Linked DNA regions of Mus musculus: region 2 is linked to region 1. Evidence: chromatin loops called from intact Hi-C (ENCODE). Cell type or tissue: left cerebral cortex. All regions are shown on one strand.

What was found. A loop is a pair of places that touch in the nucleus more often than their neighbours do. Peaks named below come from ENCODE experiments on the same cell type or tissue, not always from the same donor. Only the 100,000 strongest peaks of a DNase experiment are listed, where the experiment ranks them.
Region 2: a loop joins it to region 1, with 8 times the contacts of the local background. A loop is called at or near these places in 6 of 42 quality-filtered maps.

The regions. Positions count from the first base shown.
Region 1 is chr6:126,565,141-126,573,140 of GRCm38, forward strand. It overlaps Gm33449 (a long non-coding RNA gene), which reads right to left. Exons shown (of 2, transcript XR_378038.3): 2 at 1-8,000. Among named protein-coding and RNA genes, the nearest start is that of Gm33320, 11 kb to the left of the region's middle. In left cerebral cortex, no CTCF peak of the experiment used is centred here; DNase peaks (open chromatin) are centred at 2,387 and 4,898; H3K27ac peaks cover 3,462 bases.
Region 2 is chr6:126,640,628-126,648,627 of GRCm38, forward strand. Kcna1 (potassium voltage-gated channel, shaker-related subfamily, member 1) reads right to left here and starts at 5,174. Exons shown (of 2, transcript NM_010595.3): 1 at 3,629-5,174; 2 at 1-3,259. The coding sequence starts at 2,728. The coding sequence ends at 1,241. In left cerebral cortex, a CTCF peak has its summit at 2,306; DNase peaks (open chromatin) are centred at 2,353, 2,506, 3,453, 3,770 and 4 more places; H3K4me3 peaks cover 5,320 bases; H3K27ac peaks cover 3,915 bases.

The sequences.
Region 1 (8,000 bases):
TCCCTTTCAAGGGTTTGGGAGGACTAACTCAGACCTAAAGGGAAAAGCTTCAGGCTGGTCTCTCTTCCAGCGCGGTATCCCTCAGACCCTAGCTCATTCAGATGTGGAAGGGGGCAGGGCTCAGCAGAGGCCAAGGACAGGGACCTCGGCAGATAGCCTGGGTGAGTGCAGGCAGCTGGGCTCTCGTGAAGGTCAAAGTGGCAGAGAGGTCAGATGTCCTGAGAATGGAGGGCCTAGTCAGGCACGTTTCTGCCACTTAGTGGCTGAGAGGTAGGTGACTTCACTGTTAGGTCAAGGACAATGACATAATTTGTCACAGACCCAGAGAGCCCTCACTTCTTGGTCGCTGCCTCTAGAGTCAGGAGCAGCTTTTGTTCCCAGATGATAGAGTGGTAATAGGTACCTAGTCATATGGTTAGGGGCTCCCACTGAGCAAGGCCACTCTATCCTGCCACAGAGCCATTTCCTCTGCACTGACTGGCCTTTCTCCCTCAGGGAACCTAGCTTCTCCATCCCTGGTGCCTGTTCTGACCTGAGCTTGGGCCAACAGAGCTGTCCCTGCGGCAGCGACTGCAGAGAAGGCTTTGCAAGCTCATGCTCCCGCCTCTGTGGCACTGGAAGTTTCCACAAGGTTCTCTTGCTTGAAATAATGAGAAGTCCATACATAGGTTCTGCAGAACAGAAAGGAAGGGACAGGGTGGGAGAGCAGGCAGTATGTCTGTGTGCCATTACCATGGGTCAGATGGGCAGGAGCACTGAGGTGCCCACCTCTCTCCTGAAACACTGGCCTGACATTGTGAGCAAATGCATTTTGAAAGAGTGTGGGGTGGGGTGGAGTGGACATCAAAGGTGTCCAATCCTTGTCATCTGGGTGATGAAAACAGAGGCATGCCTGCTCCTTTCTCAAAATGAGCTCTCTGAAGCCTCTAGAAATGCAGGCCTTGCTTGCTGCAGTGTGACGGTCCATGGCACTCCTTTCCTTTCTGCAAGGAGAACTCAGGGACATCCCTCCCCTGTCCCTGACAAAGATGGCAATAGCCTCTGCCTCAGGGATAGAGGAAAAAAGGAGGTCCCCAGAGTCCACTGTGGCTCTCGGATAGCACGGTGTTCTGTGTCTTCAGAGGGTCTGGTCATCAGCTGGGGCTGGGTTTTCTCAGAGTAGAGGAAGCAAGATGACTCCTCAAAGGCTTTCTCAGAGTGTGAATTCAGTTACAAAATTAGGTTCCAAGTGATTTCTGATGGGGTGCGAGGGGGAGGGGGAGGCACCTAGGCACAAGGAAAAAAAAAATCTCATCCTACATGCCTCGGCATACCAAGACACCCTCAGGACTTCCTTTCTTCCAGATAAGAGTGGAGGGCAAAGGTCGCCAGCCTGACAGTTCTGTCGTCATCCCTACCAGAGACCAGGGGATGCTGATCTGCAAAGCCTCCCTCTAAGGGAAGCTGTGCTTTAGAGAAACAGGCGCGGAGACCTGTTACTTGATGTCCAGGGAATTGTGTGGTGGGACTTTGGTCTGCAGGGTGGCAGGGTTGAGAAGGACTGGGGCACCTTTAACAGTGTCTTAGAGGTTTACTGTTGTAAATAGACACCATGACCAAGGCAACTCTTATAAGAACAGCACTGAACTGTGGCTGGCTTACAGGTTCAGCCCATAATCATCAAGACAAGAACACGGCAGCATCCAGGCAGGCATGGTGCAAGCAGAGCTGAGAGTTCTACATCTTCATCTGAAGGCTGGCTTCATATGAGGAGACTGGCTTCCGGGCAGCTAGGACTAGGGTATTAAAGCCCATGCCTACAATGATACACCTATTCCAACAAGGCCACACCTCCAAATAGTGCCACTCCCTGGGCCAAACACATACAAACCATCACCGAGAGGTAGGAATCTAGGGGCTAGAGAGACAGCTCTATAGGACAAGTGCTTTTGAGCAAGCATGAGCATCACAGTCCAAACCCTAAGCACCCACAGAGACACTGGGTAAATAATCCCAGCACTCTGGAGGCAGATGGGGGGCGTCCCTGAAGAGGACCGGCTATCTAGACTATGTGTATGGGCAAGCTTTGGGTTCAAGTGAGAAACCTTGCCTTAATACATAAGATAGGGGTCCATCAAGGAAGATATACCCAGCATCCCCTCTGGCCTGCACATGCATGCATATTATCCATGTGTTCACTCGCATACGTGCAAACATGTAGGCACACAGGCCACATAATGCACACATGCAAAAATGGGGCTGTTTCTAGCAGAGGACCTCCAGGTCCATGCTGATGTGCCTTCCTTAGAAGCACTGAGAAGTTTCTCGTGGGTCTCTGGTTAGTTGTTGTGGGAAGGTTGTTATAAAAGCCCAGCTCCATCGCACTCTGTCTGAGGTGCGATCCTTCCTCCCCCTCATACTCCCGCCATCTGCCATGCGCTCTTCACCAGAGCCTGTGTCATGCTTTTCAGATTTTGAAAGCTCTAAAACTGGGAGTCAAATAAACTTCTCTTCTTTATAAAGTTAGCCTTCCTCGGCTGTTTCGTTACAGACACAAGAAGCTGACTACTACGTACAGGAGCCCTGGCCATTTACCTGGCCAGGGCTGACCTGGGATGATGGGAGGTTGGGAGAGAGGAACCATCCTTCCACTGGCTCATTCCATGTCAGAGAGGTAGAGGGCTGGGATACACTCCCAGACTGTCCCTAGGGTCAGAGCTGGCCTGACCTTTAGGATCGTGGACATAGCAAGCATGATAGTTCCGAGGCTCTGATTCTCTGTGAGATCCAAGCAAGCCAAACCTCCTCTGAATCTCATTGGTAACACCAGGCAATGCCCCTGGGTGTCCTGCTATGACAGTTCTTTGTTGTTGTTGTTGGCAGATCTCCCACAACCAACCCCCTCCCAGACAAGCCACTGCAGAAGGTTGGGAGGCAATGACCAAGTAAGCGTGGCCAGGTTTTGAAGACTGGCAGGCTCCCTGAATTATTAAAAACACAGTATTTCCTACCCTCCCGAACTCTTAGGCCCTTCGTTGGGAGGTTCTCCCTGACGCTAGTCCTCTCCTTCCTGTCTCAGTTGTATCCTCTCATTTCCTAGAAGGTGTATTCAGGATGAGACCCGTCCAGGTGCCGCCTGTCTGACCATGCCCAGGCAGGGCAGATGTCGGCTCTCCACTCACACAGCCTCTCAGTGACCCAGCAGAGATCGGAACACAGGTGCTGTCCATTTGGAGAGATGATTCTGATCCATGACTCCATCTCTGCGTCTCTCTGCGCATATAAACTCTTAAGCTCAATCAAAGGGGTCTTGTCTTGGTCTTTCCCAAATCCAAAAGGGATTAAGTATGAGAAGCAGAAAAATAGGACGAGGAAAGGAATGAAAGGGATGTTTTACGTGAGAAAATGTGAGCTTCAATCAGATCAAATGCCCCCCAGGCTGGAAACGGGGTCATCCTCATGCCCTGGGCTGCAGGGAGAAGTGCACCCTGGAGCCAGAGTGGACACTGCCAGGCCATCTGTTGGGTTTTCCCTGCATCCCATGCACACCGTGTGAGTGCCAAATCACACTTGAGGAGGCCACCTTATCTAAGTCTGGGAGGATCTGGGCCTCCAGCTATCCTGTAAGACCCCATGGCAAACAGGTTCTATGAAGACAAAGCCCAGAGAAGTCAAGACACTTGTCTAAAGCCACAGAGGAAATCTGTTCTCTTAGGAGCAGGACTCGGCACTCACACCATCCACTGAAGCCGTGATCACGCTCTGATGTCACAATGGTTTTCATGGGCTCAGAGGGGCACAGAACAAACTTGAAGGGCACTGGCACTGTTAAAGCGAAATCAGAAAGAGATTAGCTTTGGAAGAGTAGGGTAGATTCGCATAGCATGGGATTCATAGGAGAGATGAAATTTGAAGGTGGTCAGGGTTAGTGCTACTCCTTCAAGCTGTGTTTTATATGTAAGCACATGTGGACACACACGCTGAGACACAGATATCTTTGTTAGCATCTGTTGGTTTCACAGAAGTCTGAAAAGCACTAGCTTAGCCTGTAGGCGAGGCACATAGGTTCAGTCAGTCCTGGCATTGCCCTTTGGGACAGCTGTCTTAGCTCTTGCATAACTGCATAACTTTGGGCTCCACATCTGTAAAGCGAGAACACTGAGGGGCTGCATCGCAAAGGAGTATAAGAACATTCCAGCAAAATGGTGAAAAGACCACCGGACACAAAGGCAATATCAAATACTAAATACATAGAGGATGTTGCATATATGTGTTCATGATAAAGTCAAAGATACCATACATATATGGAGGTGTGTGTGTGTGTGTGTGTGTGTGTGTGTGTGATGTCTGTCCATACAGAAGAACCTGAAGCTGAAGACACTAGCTATGAGCCCTAGAAAGAATCCAACTGTATGTAAGAAGTAGGTGTTACTTGTCCTGGCCCCCTATATGCAAACCCTGCATTTCAATCCTGCATGTGGGCGTGTGCCCTAGTCTGCCACGCATGCCTGTGTTTGGAGGCTGAGTACCTTTGAGGACAAGGGACAGTTTGAGCTTCTTGACACAAAAGGGCAGAAGCTGAGAAGAGGGGGATCGTAAAGAAATGCCTGCCTCTTTAACTGCTCAGTGGTTCAGGAGTCAAGGCTCTCTCTTACTCCTCCTCCCCAGAGTACCTACATAGACCAGGGACATCGGCTGCCCTGACAGGACAGAGCTGAAGGACACAGGGAAGATGCTGGTACCACTGCAGCTTCGTGGTGGTGGTGGTGGTGGTGGTGGTGGTGGTGTTTACTTGTTTTCTGTGCAGAGTAAAACTCCTCCTGCCCCGCCCTCAGGAGGGAGGGAGGATGGAGAAGGATGCGGAGTCTCAGGATTTTTGCATCCAGGGATGTGAGTGGGTTTTATATTTAGCAGATGACTCACCTCCGAGCACATTAGTCACCGCCTCCCAGCTCCCATCCTGCAGGCGGAGTGCTGGGGATCACAGTGGGGTGAGATTAGACAAGAGATTGGGAGAAGGAGCTAGAGAGCTATGGGAAGGATGGTGGGACACAGTATGTACACAAGCAAGTACAAGAAAGAGTGGGGGGAGGGAAAGAGGGATGGAGGGAGGGACGGACGGGGATGGGGTGGACAAGACTCCAAATTAAAGGGTCCCTTAGAAGAAGGATGCTAAGTCAGGCCCAGCAAAGAAGTTCTGGAATGGTGGAGACTGACTCAGGCTTGCTTCAAGCACTCAGCCATTAAGGAGAGAAAGAGGATCCCAAGACAGAAGAGACAAAGACCCACGACACATACCAACACCTCTTCAAACCCTCCAAATGGTCCTCTACAGTGGGGTGCAAGCAGCTCACCAGCCTGAGTCTCAACGAGGGGCAGGCTAAGGCAGTGATGGGTGCCAGAGTCAATTACCATGGTGGAGACCAAAGATCCTGGATGGCCAATATCAGGAGATCTTGGGTTGCTTATGGACAATGAGGATTGGCATTCCAGCCACTCTCCTCCCTGGACTTCCTTTGCTGGGTCAAGATCTTGTCCCCAGCGGGGCCCACATGCTCCTCGTGTATATTCAGCCACAGACCCCCAAGTTTGCAGATGGAGCACTCACATATGATGTAATCTAAGACCCAGTCAAGCCTAGAAGGTTCTCTGTGCCTCAGTTTACCATTGAAACCCGAGTTGTTCACTTGGAAAGGACTATTTGCCTTATAAAACATCAGGAAAAGAACCAGATGTTACCATGACATTTTCTTGTCCAAAAAAAAAATCTGTTTCCAAAGCAGAGCTAGGCCAGAGGCAAGTCAAGAAAGCCATGCCTAGTCAGATCCCATGGCTGCAATATGGTGAATCCCAGTATTACAAACTCAATTCTTGACTTGCTCCATGGAATCTCATGGACGATACTATGACCCCGGTTCCAAGGATGGGAAACAGGGAGTTGAGAGTTCAGTGACTTAGTCACAAATGAGTGGCCAGTTCCCACTTGTCAGGACTTGAACCCAGACCTGTAACCCTAGTTTGATTTGTTGGTTTGTTTTTGCTTCTCCAAGACACCCCCAGCATCCTGTGGGTTACATCCACACCTTCCAGGGGCTGGCTTTCATAGTTACGGTGTGATTTCTCTTCCATACCATCCCTACTTCCCCTCTCCCTTCTATACATATGGCCCAAATTTTAGTTTTCAGTATGGTCCTGACTCTTCCATCTCTTCCCTCCATATCATGTGACTGTATCCTATACTTGGAAAAACCCAACCCTGCCTCAAGCTCCATCTCTCCATGTCCTGTCCTTGTCAGTCAGCATCCAGGCACTGTCAGATGCCTGGCAGGACCAGGGTTCTTGCTAGCTTCCCTCATCTGCCTGGACTTCGGGCACCTAGAGGACCATGGACGTATCATTGCCTGTTGCTCTGCATCCATCATAGCTTAGTCATATTCTTGCATCTAGAGGAAGAGTATTTCTTAACATGCAGGTTTACCATGGAAAGACACCTTCTGGGAGAGCCTCAGCATAAGCCGCTCTTCCTCAACTCACTTCCTATCCTGCAAGGCCTGCCCCACCCTGGACTGAGGTCAAGTGGTTCCATAGAAATGGAGAGTACAGTCCAACCAAGCATGTCCAGTTCTCCTAAGCCTACCTGTTACCCACTACCCCCGCCCTTAGCCAGCAGGACAATCTCCCGAATAGCAAGTTCATGGCCCTCCTTTCCCAACCCAGGTATATCCTGCTACTGCCAAGGACATCATTTTGATGGATCAGGTGCTATGAGATAAACAAATAATCAGAGACCAGTGCCAGAGGTGAGGGCAAAGGGTGCCAGAGGTGTCCTCCAGGAATCTTGGTTCACCTTCCTAATCTCTGCTTCGGTCACTGTATCTAGACATCAGAAAGAGCAGACATATCATAAACACTGCTGGAAGCATATTCAGTGAGATTGGACTTATTGAATGTGGTGAGCCAGGTGCCGGCTCATAAATCACATTTGTAGAGTGGCAGATAGGGAGCAAGATTAACTTTAATAGTACGAGTTGTGTGCGTGCAAAGAAATGAAGATGGCATGTTAGAATCACAGCCGCCGCTGTGTACCAGTCACTGTGACATGCATTGACCGTGTCTCCCTCTAATGGCAACATCTATATGATTCTAACACAAGAGTTAAGCTCAGGGATGTCAAACCATCCACCTGAAGTGACACAATTACGAGGTATATAGCCAAGACCTGCCTTGAATGGATGCTTGTTTTCATCTCCCCAGTTGAGAATTATTCCTTATAACAACCGTGTTTCAGGCCCCCAGAGAGACAAGGAGAGATTTGCTCTCAATTAAGGCACTGAAGGAAAAGAAGATAAAGAAACAGTAAGGTACCATGGAACCTTGGAGCATGCTCTGAAGTTAAAGGGCCAAAGCAGGGCAAGGTGGACACTCCTGCAACCCTAGGACATAGCAAGTTCAGAGATAGCTTGGGACATAGCAGGAAACTGTTTCTTTAAAAGTAAGTGGCTTCTCTTGAGAGGAAGCAGAGAAGAAAAAATGTTGACAGTTGTCACAGGAGGAAAGCAGAGATCATTATCAAGGCTCAACATAGCTTGTAGGTTATTAGGGAGGGACATACCAGAGATGGCATTGGCTTGGAGATTTGGCCTAAGAAAGGTCCCAAGGGAAGCAGGGGATGTCAAAGACCCAGTTTCTACCAGATGCACATGGATGTAGGGGTGAGCTTGCCCAGTTAATGTGACTATTTAATGTCTTGGAACAAAAGTGTCATGGCCCTTTCTTATGACAATACAGTCCCCAGATTCCAAGATTTGGAACAAAAAGAAGGAAATCCTCTTGTTTCATTTGCATGAACTGACTTTCTTAAAAATCTCCTTCCTGGATATCTGGAAGACGCTGTATGCCTAGCCGGGATTTCTCTTAAGGAAGAAGGAAGAAGATATTCCTAATTAGCTGGCTTCCCAGTCTAGTAGTCTGCTGGAACTTGGCTGGATGGCCAAAAACCTAATACCACAGTCACTGGGGGT
Region 2 (8,000 bases), 75 kb after region 1:
TTTCGTCCCACAGACTTGTAATTTTTAGTATTTTCTAATTTTTATCACTGAAATCATGCATTAATTAATTCAAGGTATATCTTAATCAAATAGGCCATAATGCTGACTAAGAGAACATGCTTTGAGCTCCGAAAAGGGATTGTCCCCATCTAATGTATGTACTTAAATACAGTACTTTAGTTGCTAAGAAAAGAGTTAATAAATGAAGGAGTGCACTTTTGGTGAATGCAAATGAAAAGGGCCTATATTTAGAAGAGTCAATTTCAACGTAAGCTTATTCCCTATTGTCTGGGTTAACTTTCTCGGCATGCGATTATAAAATAAATGTTATCAGATTCAAACATGCTTACCATTTAACTCTTGTGCTCTTGCAATAAGGAGGGTAAGGTTTTACATCCACTTCTGAAGGTCAGGGGTCAGGGGTCAGGATTGGTTAAAAAAAACTACATTTGGATCATCTGCAGTTGATAGAACTTAGCAGCCCTACAGATGAATCAACTCATTTAATCAAGTTACCCTTTTCTTAGAGAATAGACTGGATTTAGGAGAATGGGGCAGATAGAGAATCCCAACAGATTGGGCCCAGTATCAGATTTGCAAGGTGCTTTCTGAACCATTCTCAATTAGTCCAGATTTTGTTAACCTTGTATGCAATTCAGTTGATCAAAATAAAAGCATTGCCCCCCCCCACACTGACCACTGAAGCTGTTAGAAACTGTTCCACAGAGCACACTATCTGAAATGTGCTGTGCGGTTTGCAAAAGTTTAGAGTGGAGTTCCATGCAGATTTGAATTTTTATATTCCTAAGTGGTCATCTGATTTTTAGGGGAAAAAACAAAACAAAACAAAAATAAATAAATAAAAAAACGAAAACAAAACCTTAAGCCAAAAGATTGGAAATACTTCAGGACAAGGAAATCGTCTTATTTCACACAGACTACTTAATGGAGAGCATTTATAAGAAAATCCTCTTTCTTTTCTTTTTAATAAAAATGAAAATAGTTGGTTGTTGGGTCATTTTTGTGTTTTTGTTTTTATTTTTTGCTTTGTGTTTGGTTTTTTTTTTTTTTAATGGATCTTGAAAGCTTCAGGTTCGCCACTCCCCAAATTCACAATGCAACAATGCATTGCCAGCAAAATAAAGCATTCAAAGACTACTGCTTAGTAAAGTATCTACAGAGCGGGACAGGAGTCGCCAAGGGGTTTGTTTGGGGCTTTTGTTGGCTTGCCTGTTGCTTTTTAAACATCGGTCAGGAGCTTGCTCTTATTAACGCAGTTTTGATCAGCTGTGGTGCAGTTACCAGTTCTGATATTAGCCTGTCTGTAATGGGCTATGCTATTGTTCATATCCTCTTCGATCTCCATGTACTCAGACTTGCTGATAGTAGAGGAGCTGCGGCGGCTGAGGTCACTGTCAGAGGCTAAGTTAGGAGAACTAACATGGAGCAACTGAGCCTGCTCTTCCCCCTCAGTTTCTCGGTGGTAGAAATAGTTGAAATTGGACACAATGACAGGTACGGGCAGGGCAATTGTCAGCACACCAGCGATGGCACACAAGGAGCCCACGATCTTGCCTCCAATTGTCACAGGGTACATGTCACCGTATCCCACAGTGGTCATGGACACCACCGCCCACCAGAAAGCATCGGGGATACTGGAGAAGTGCGACTCAGCTTCTTCCGCCTCCGCAAAGTACACTGCGCTAGAAAACAGTATGACCCCAATGAAGAGGAAAAAGATGAGCAGCCCTAACTCCCTCATACTAGCTTTGAGGGTCTGGCCCAGGATCTGAAGGCCCTTGGAGTGGCGGGAGAGTTTGAAGATTCTGAACACCCTTACCAAGCGGATGACCCTGAGGATGGCCAGGGAAGTGGCCTGCTCGCCCTTCTGATTTCCCTCCTGCTCAGCTATCTCCGTGCCCAGGGTAATGAAATAAGGGATGATGGCCACAATGTCGATGAAGTTCATGATGTTCTTAAAGAAGTCTGTCTTGCTGGGGCAGGCGAAGAAGCGCACCACCAGCTCAAAAGAGAACCAGATGATACACAAGGTTTCCACAATGAAGAAAGGGTCTGTGAAGATGTTGGAAGTATAGATGACTGTGGTGTTGTCGATGCGGTGGATGGTGCCCGTGAAGTCCTTGTCGTCCTTCAGCTCAGGGAGAGTCTCCAGGCAAAAGATGACTATGGAGATGAGGATGACCATGACCGACACAATGGCAATAACCCGGGCAGGTCCTGAGCTCTCCGGATACTCAAAGAGCAGCCACACCTGGCGCTGGTACTCCTTCTCGGGTAGGGGGCGCTCCTCTTCCTTGATGAAGCCCTCATCTTCCCGGAACTTCTCCATGGCTTCCTCGCCCAACTCGTAAAATTTAATCTCCTCGGAGAACATGTCCAGGGGCACGTTGACCGGCCTGCGCAGGCGGCCCCCGGACTGGTAGTAATAAAGGATGGCATCGAAGCTGGGCCGGTTGCGGTCAAAGAAGTACTCGTTCCTCAGGGGGTCAAAGTAGCGCATGCGTTTCTTCGGGTTGCCCAGCAGCGTGTTGGGGAACTGTGCCAGAGTCTTGAGCTGCGTTTCGAAGCGCAGCCCGGAGATGTTGATTACTACGCGCTCGCAGCATTCGTGGTCGTCGTGGTCCGCCTGCCTCGGGTAGCTGCCATCCTGGGGGTGACCTGGAGCGGTCGAAGCCTCGTCCGCATTCTCCCCCGACATCACCGTCATGATGAAAGCAGGGTGCAGGGGTAGGAGGCCAGGAGAGAGCCCGGGTTGTGAAGGAGCGAGGGAGTAGGGGTGGGGGGGACCCAAGCGGCCCCCCCCACCGGAAAGTGAGTCTTCCCCACGCTCACAGGGAGGGGCTTCAGAGCCAGAAGGTTCAGAAGTCTGCAACTTTGCTAGTTATCACCTCCCCTCCTCCACTCTGCCTTTTACGCAATTTGGAAACCCCTCTCGCCTGAGGGCCCCCAGTGAAGCTTTTTTGCTACTCTTGGGGTATTTTTTGGGGGGGGGTGCTCTGTTTTTGTGTTGGTGAATGGGTTTTTCTTCCTGCTCTGATCACCTTAATGCACACCTGCCATCGCTTCCGGGGCTCGCCCCGGCTCCCCTCCCCTCCTGCAGCCCTTCTAGGACACGGTGCAGTGCCAACTCAGCAGCTCCCCAGGCCTGTCACCCACTTTGCTGCTCCTTGGCTCTCCCCCCCTCCTACCCCTCTTCGCCTGCCGCCTTCTAAGCTCCCACCGGGGCGATCGATGGACGCTGCAGAGAAATAAAAAGTGATACGAGGGTAGAAAATCAGAAGCATTCTGATGGGACGAGCCTATAGACACCGAAGAGCACAGACTACTAGCTTTTGTAAAACACATCGGACGTTTACTGGGGTTAACACATACTCACAGACAGACACACAACAGACACCCAGAAATCCAAGTTTGGAAATCTTCCATCCCACTTTTCCCAACGCCCAACAGCCGATCTGTTTACAACTTCGTAAAACTGGAGATCGGAAAAGCGCTTAGAGATACTGAAGGAGCTGCGGGTCCCGGAGAGCAACCCCGCACCCTCAGCCTCCCCCACCCTTCACCCCCAACCTCCGATTCTGCAGCCCCGAACTAGAGAGCTTCCTACCTGGCGGGCCGGCTTGGCGCAGAGGCTGTGCTGAGTCGGCGGAGAGTCTGAATGCGGCAGGTCGCCTTTGCAGCAGCCGGAACGAGCAGCCGCCACCACCGCAGCAGCGTGCGAGAGGCTCCGGGGCCCCTCGCGTTTCCCGTCCTTCTCCTCTCAGGAGTCCGATCGTTTTATCGAGCAGCTACGGAGGAAACGTCCGTACCCTACCCCCATCCTCACACGGTGCAAGCAACCTGGAGACGCTGTCCTCTCTCTGGGGAAGGGAGTCCCGGAGGATGCGGGGTGGAAAGACAAAAAGGCCACCTTCTCCGGAATCACCCAAGCAAATGGCGATAAGCTGCACTCTCGCCCCCCTCTGAACACTACGGGAGCCCTTGATTCGATCCCGAGGGAGGCGGGCGGCTCAAAGCCTGGCTCTACATGGCTCTCCGGTAACCTGCGCTACCACAGCACGGACCTCTCTCCGCGGCGCGCCGCGAGCCTTCAGCAGCTCCGAGTGGGGCAGGGAGCGTGCGGCCGCAGGTTCGCTCGGTCCATTTCTGGGCGCTGCAAGATCAGCAGAAACCTGAGAAAGCGCCTGGAATGCGGAGCAGCGATTGGCCCACCCGGGCGTGGGTTGGGGAGGGCGGGGGAGGGCAGGAGCGAGGAGGTAGATGGAAAATATGAGGGGGTGGTTTGGCAGAGGGGGGTTGTCATTCAGTTCCCATCCTTGCCTGCACAGCTTTTCTTCCGCCCCCCCCCCCGAAAAGCCCACCACCAACTCCTCTTTCCCGGCGGCCGGCAGCCCCTCCCACGCACGGCCCTCCGCTGCGAGCGACCTTCCCCGGGAATTTCACATTGGAGATGGTCAGGTCCGACGCAATGCAGGCGGTGGTGTCCCTGGCAGAACTCCTTGGACCAGTCTGCTTTAGATGCAGTCACACAGGCGATCTTGCTCCTGCATCTCGCTCCTCCGCGCCACCCCGCCTCTCCCCCAGAGGCCTCTCTGCTCAGCCCACCCTAGCCCCCCAACCCCACGCCAGCCACACTCCAAAGGGTGCAGTTTGGTAAGCGCTGCAGTTGAGGATCTCCGGGATTCATCCACACAGTGTTACTGGGAGAAGGTGGTGCCAAGTGTCTGTTTCACTTGAACCGAGGAGGGGGAGCTGAAGTTTTCTTACAGTCAGAATATTCTGAAATGCAGAGAATTTGACGGGAGGGGGAAGGGAGGCGGCGGGGGCGGACAAGCAAAGGTGTCGTGGATTTGTGGATTGTCTGCCAACTTGGTGCTAATTGGGACAAACGTGAGAAGCAAGTCGCCCAATTCGCTTCCTACCCTCAGTCCTGCCTTCCGAACCTCCCCACTCACCCACCCACCCAGTGGCCCTCTGCCGCTCAGGACCACTTTCTAGGCTCCGGACATATTCGCGCAAGGGTCACAGTGGCAGTCTGAGCAAGGGATATGCACCGCGTCCCCAGTGCCGCTGCACCTGGATACAGGCTGCACCGGAGGAGGCAGCCAGCAGCTCCAGTCCTTCCACCGCTGCGGAGCCTCTGAGGAGCCCCCAAGAATCCAGAGTCATCGCTGATTGGTTCTTGGCACGGCCTTGGTACCGCCCCTTCGCACCACCGCGGCTCGCGGCGCCTGCCGCCCACACCACCAACCTCTTTAATCAAAGTCAATGATCACATCCTCCTGGCTCTATTGTGGCTAGTAAGGCAGGGGCCTCTAGAAGGATCCCAGGGATACAGCTAGTTAAATTCCTCCTCCAGATTCAGACCCCAGCATTCCTTTCAGGGGGAAAAAAAAAAATAAGTGTTTGTTCGCTCCTCTCCTCCGGATTCCTAACCCTGCCTTTTCTTCCATGAACAGCGAGTTCTATTGCACAGTACTTCTTCCCACCTTAAACTCCACCCAGTGCACACTGGTCCCTCATCCCAGAAACTCCTTACCCCCCGCCCCCGCTCCTCTTCTGCACTGATGCTCCATTGGTGGAAAAATAATAATAAATGCGAGGCTCTGCCAAGAAATGTCAGGCATGATGGTTCGGTAGTCGCTGCAGCTAAAAAATCTCACAGTGAACCTACTGCATCAACATTTCCTTGCCTTGTCCCAGAGCTTCACTTCATCTTCCCTGCTCCGTTTTACTGCCCCCGCCCCGTCTTCCACTTCCTCCTTCCTGATCCTGAATTCTTGTTTCCTGTGCACGTCCTTGTCCTGATTCATCCCTTATTATAAGGAGATTGCCTAAGAAAAGTGTTTCAGATTACATAGCCTCCCAATTCAAAAATTCAGAGTTGTAAGTAACAGGATTACTGGATCCTCCCAAGTGGCTAATGTGATTAAAGCGGGACTTTGAACCTCCGAGGAACTGGACAAAAAGTTGTTGAGATGAGGATTCGGCGTTTTTCACATGAGTCCTCAGTTGCTAGGGGTCAGAAGGCCCTTAAACATTCAACAAAAGTTTGTTCTGCTTAGCTTTGGACCAGCCTTGTCCTAGCGCTGGGTGACCAGTGACATACAGTTCCACATCTTAGGGAGCTCACATTCAATGGGAGGCACAGAGTAAAGAAATAAACCCAGAATGTGTGTCCAGTACTAGGATGGGCTTCCAGATGGGAAAGACCTCTCTGCAGAGGGCTCATGGGAATCGGCAACCTGAAACACAGACCAATGGATAAAAGACAAATAGTTTATGAACAAACATGCAAGTCTTAACGCAACCAAAAGGTCATTGTGAACAGGAAGAAATAACAAGGAAGGTCATGGCAGGTGGACCATGGGACCCCTTAGGCTGGGAGGAAGAGGGCAACAGAAGGCATCAAAGGACATGCATCAACATAAAATGGTTGTCTTTAATGGGGAGAGTGTTGTTTGCTTATTCAATTTCCTTGTTGTTTGAAATGGTTTTACACTGAAGCCCAGGCTGGCCCTAAAAACACAGTAACTCTCCTGTTTAAACCTCCCTAGTACTGGGGTTACAGGCAGGAAGCATCCTGCTGTGTTTTGTTTGGTTTTAACTTTGAAATTATTTTATTTTTTTATCTGTGTGTCTGTTTCATGCATGGGGGCCACACACATAAACTGTGGTGCATGTGTGGAGGTCAGAGGACAGTGTATAACTGGATCCCCGAATCAGGTCTGGTGGAAAGCACCTTTAACCACAGAGCCATCACACCAACCCTGCTTTGGGGTTTTAAAAGATTTACAATCACCGTTGGCAGGCAGGGGGCTGACAGGGCCCCTCATCATAAGCACAGCTCAGATGAATGGAAGAAGAGCAGGCTCAGAAAATCTTGAACTTGGCTTTTTCAGAGGGAATGGGGATGGAATATAAAGAGAGAAGGGTTTCAATAATGTCCCCTGGGCTTCATGCCGCCATGATTGGGCAGGTGCTAACACCATGTGCTAGAGTAGAATCTGAGACAATGTCTCTCCCGTCTGAATGTGAAGCCGCTGCTATTACCTGGTCACATTGTCCTTACCTTCCCACCTCCACTGGAGAGGCTACTGGAAGAACCAGCTCTGCACACAGCCCCATTTTACTTCCTGTGGTTGCTACACAGCAATGAGTGGAGCCGGTTTCCCATAAACTACAAAAAGGCCCCAGAGAGCCAGACCGCCACCTGGAAATAAAATATTATCTCCATGAAGCAGTGGGAGCATAAGGGATGCAAGCTAGGATGCAGCTGTAGTGAACTGCTCTACCTTCTGCCTTCTGAGGGCCAACCAGCCACATGGCCCAGGGACAGGCTGTGTCTGTGTTCCTGAGGCTATGGCCAACTTGGTCATTTGTGTCTTTGTTTCTGATCCCTACTCACATATTCTCACGACCTGGGATAACAGCATCTACTAACTCTTTAGCACTTAGTCCCTGTCCCTGGTAATGTTTCATGGGGACCTTCACTGAGGCTAGGGAATCAAAGCTTGTTTAGAGAGTGTTAAGTTTGAAATGACAGTGAAATATGTATGTTGAACATACATGGGTTGTAGAGGCGGGACTAGGTACAATGGGAGAGAGGTGGGGCTAGGTACAGTGAGTTTCTCATCAACAAAGATGGCATTTGGGCTGGAAGCTTTTCTGTTGTGGAAGATTTTATAGTGTTCAGCATTCCTCTCCTGCAAGATACCAGTAGCAACCTACCCCCAGTTGCCACAACCCAAGTAGTCTCCAACCATTATTAGGGAAAACTTCAGTTGGGAACCTCAGAAGTAGATGATCCTCAGAGACAATCCTTGAGCTTGAGCCTGAGCATGGAAAGACAGGAAATGCACTTGCTTCTTGTACTCCAGGATACTCTAATACCAGGAGCCCAGGGAAGGAAGGAAGGAAGGAAGGAAGGAAGGAAGGAAGGAAGGAAGGAAGGAAAAGGGAAGGGAAGGAAAAGGGAA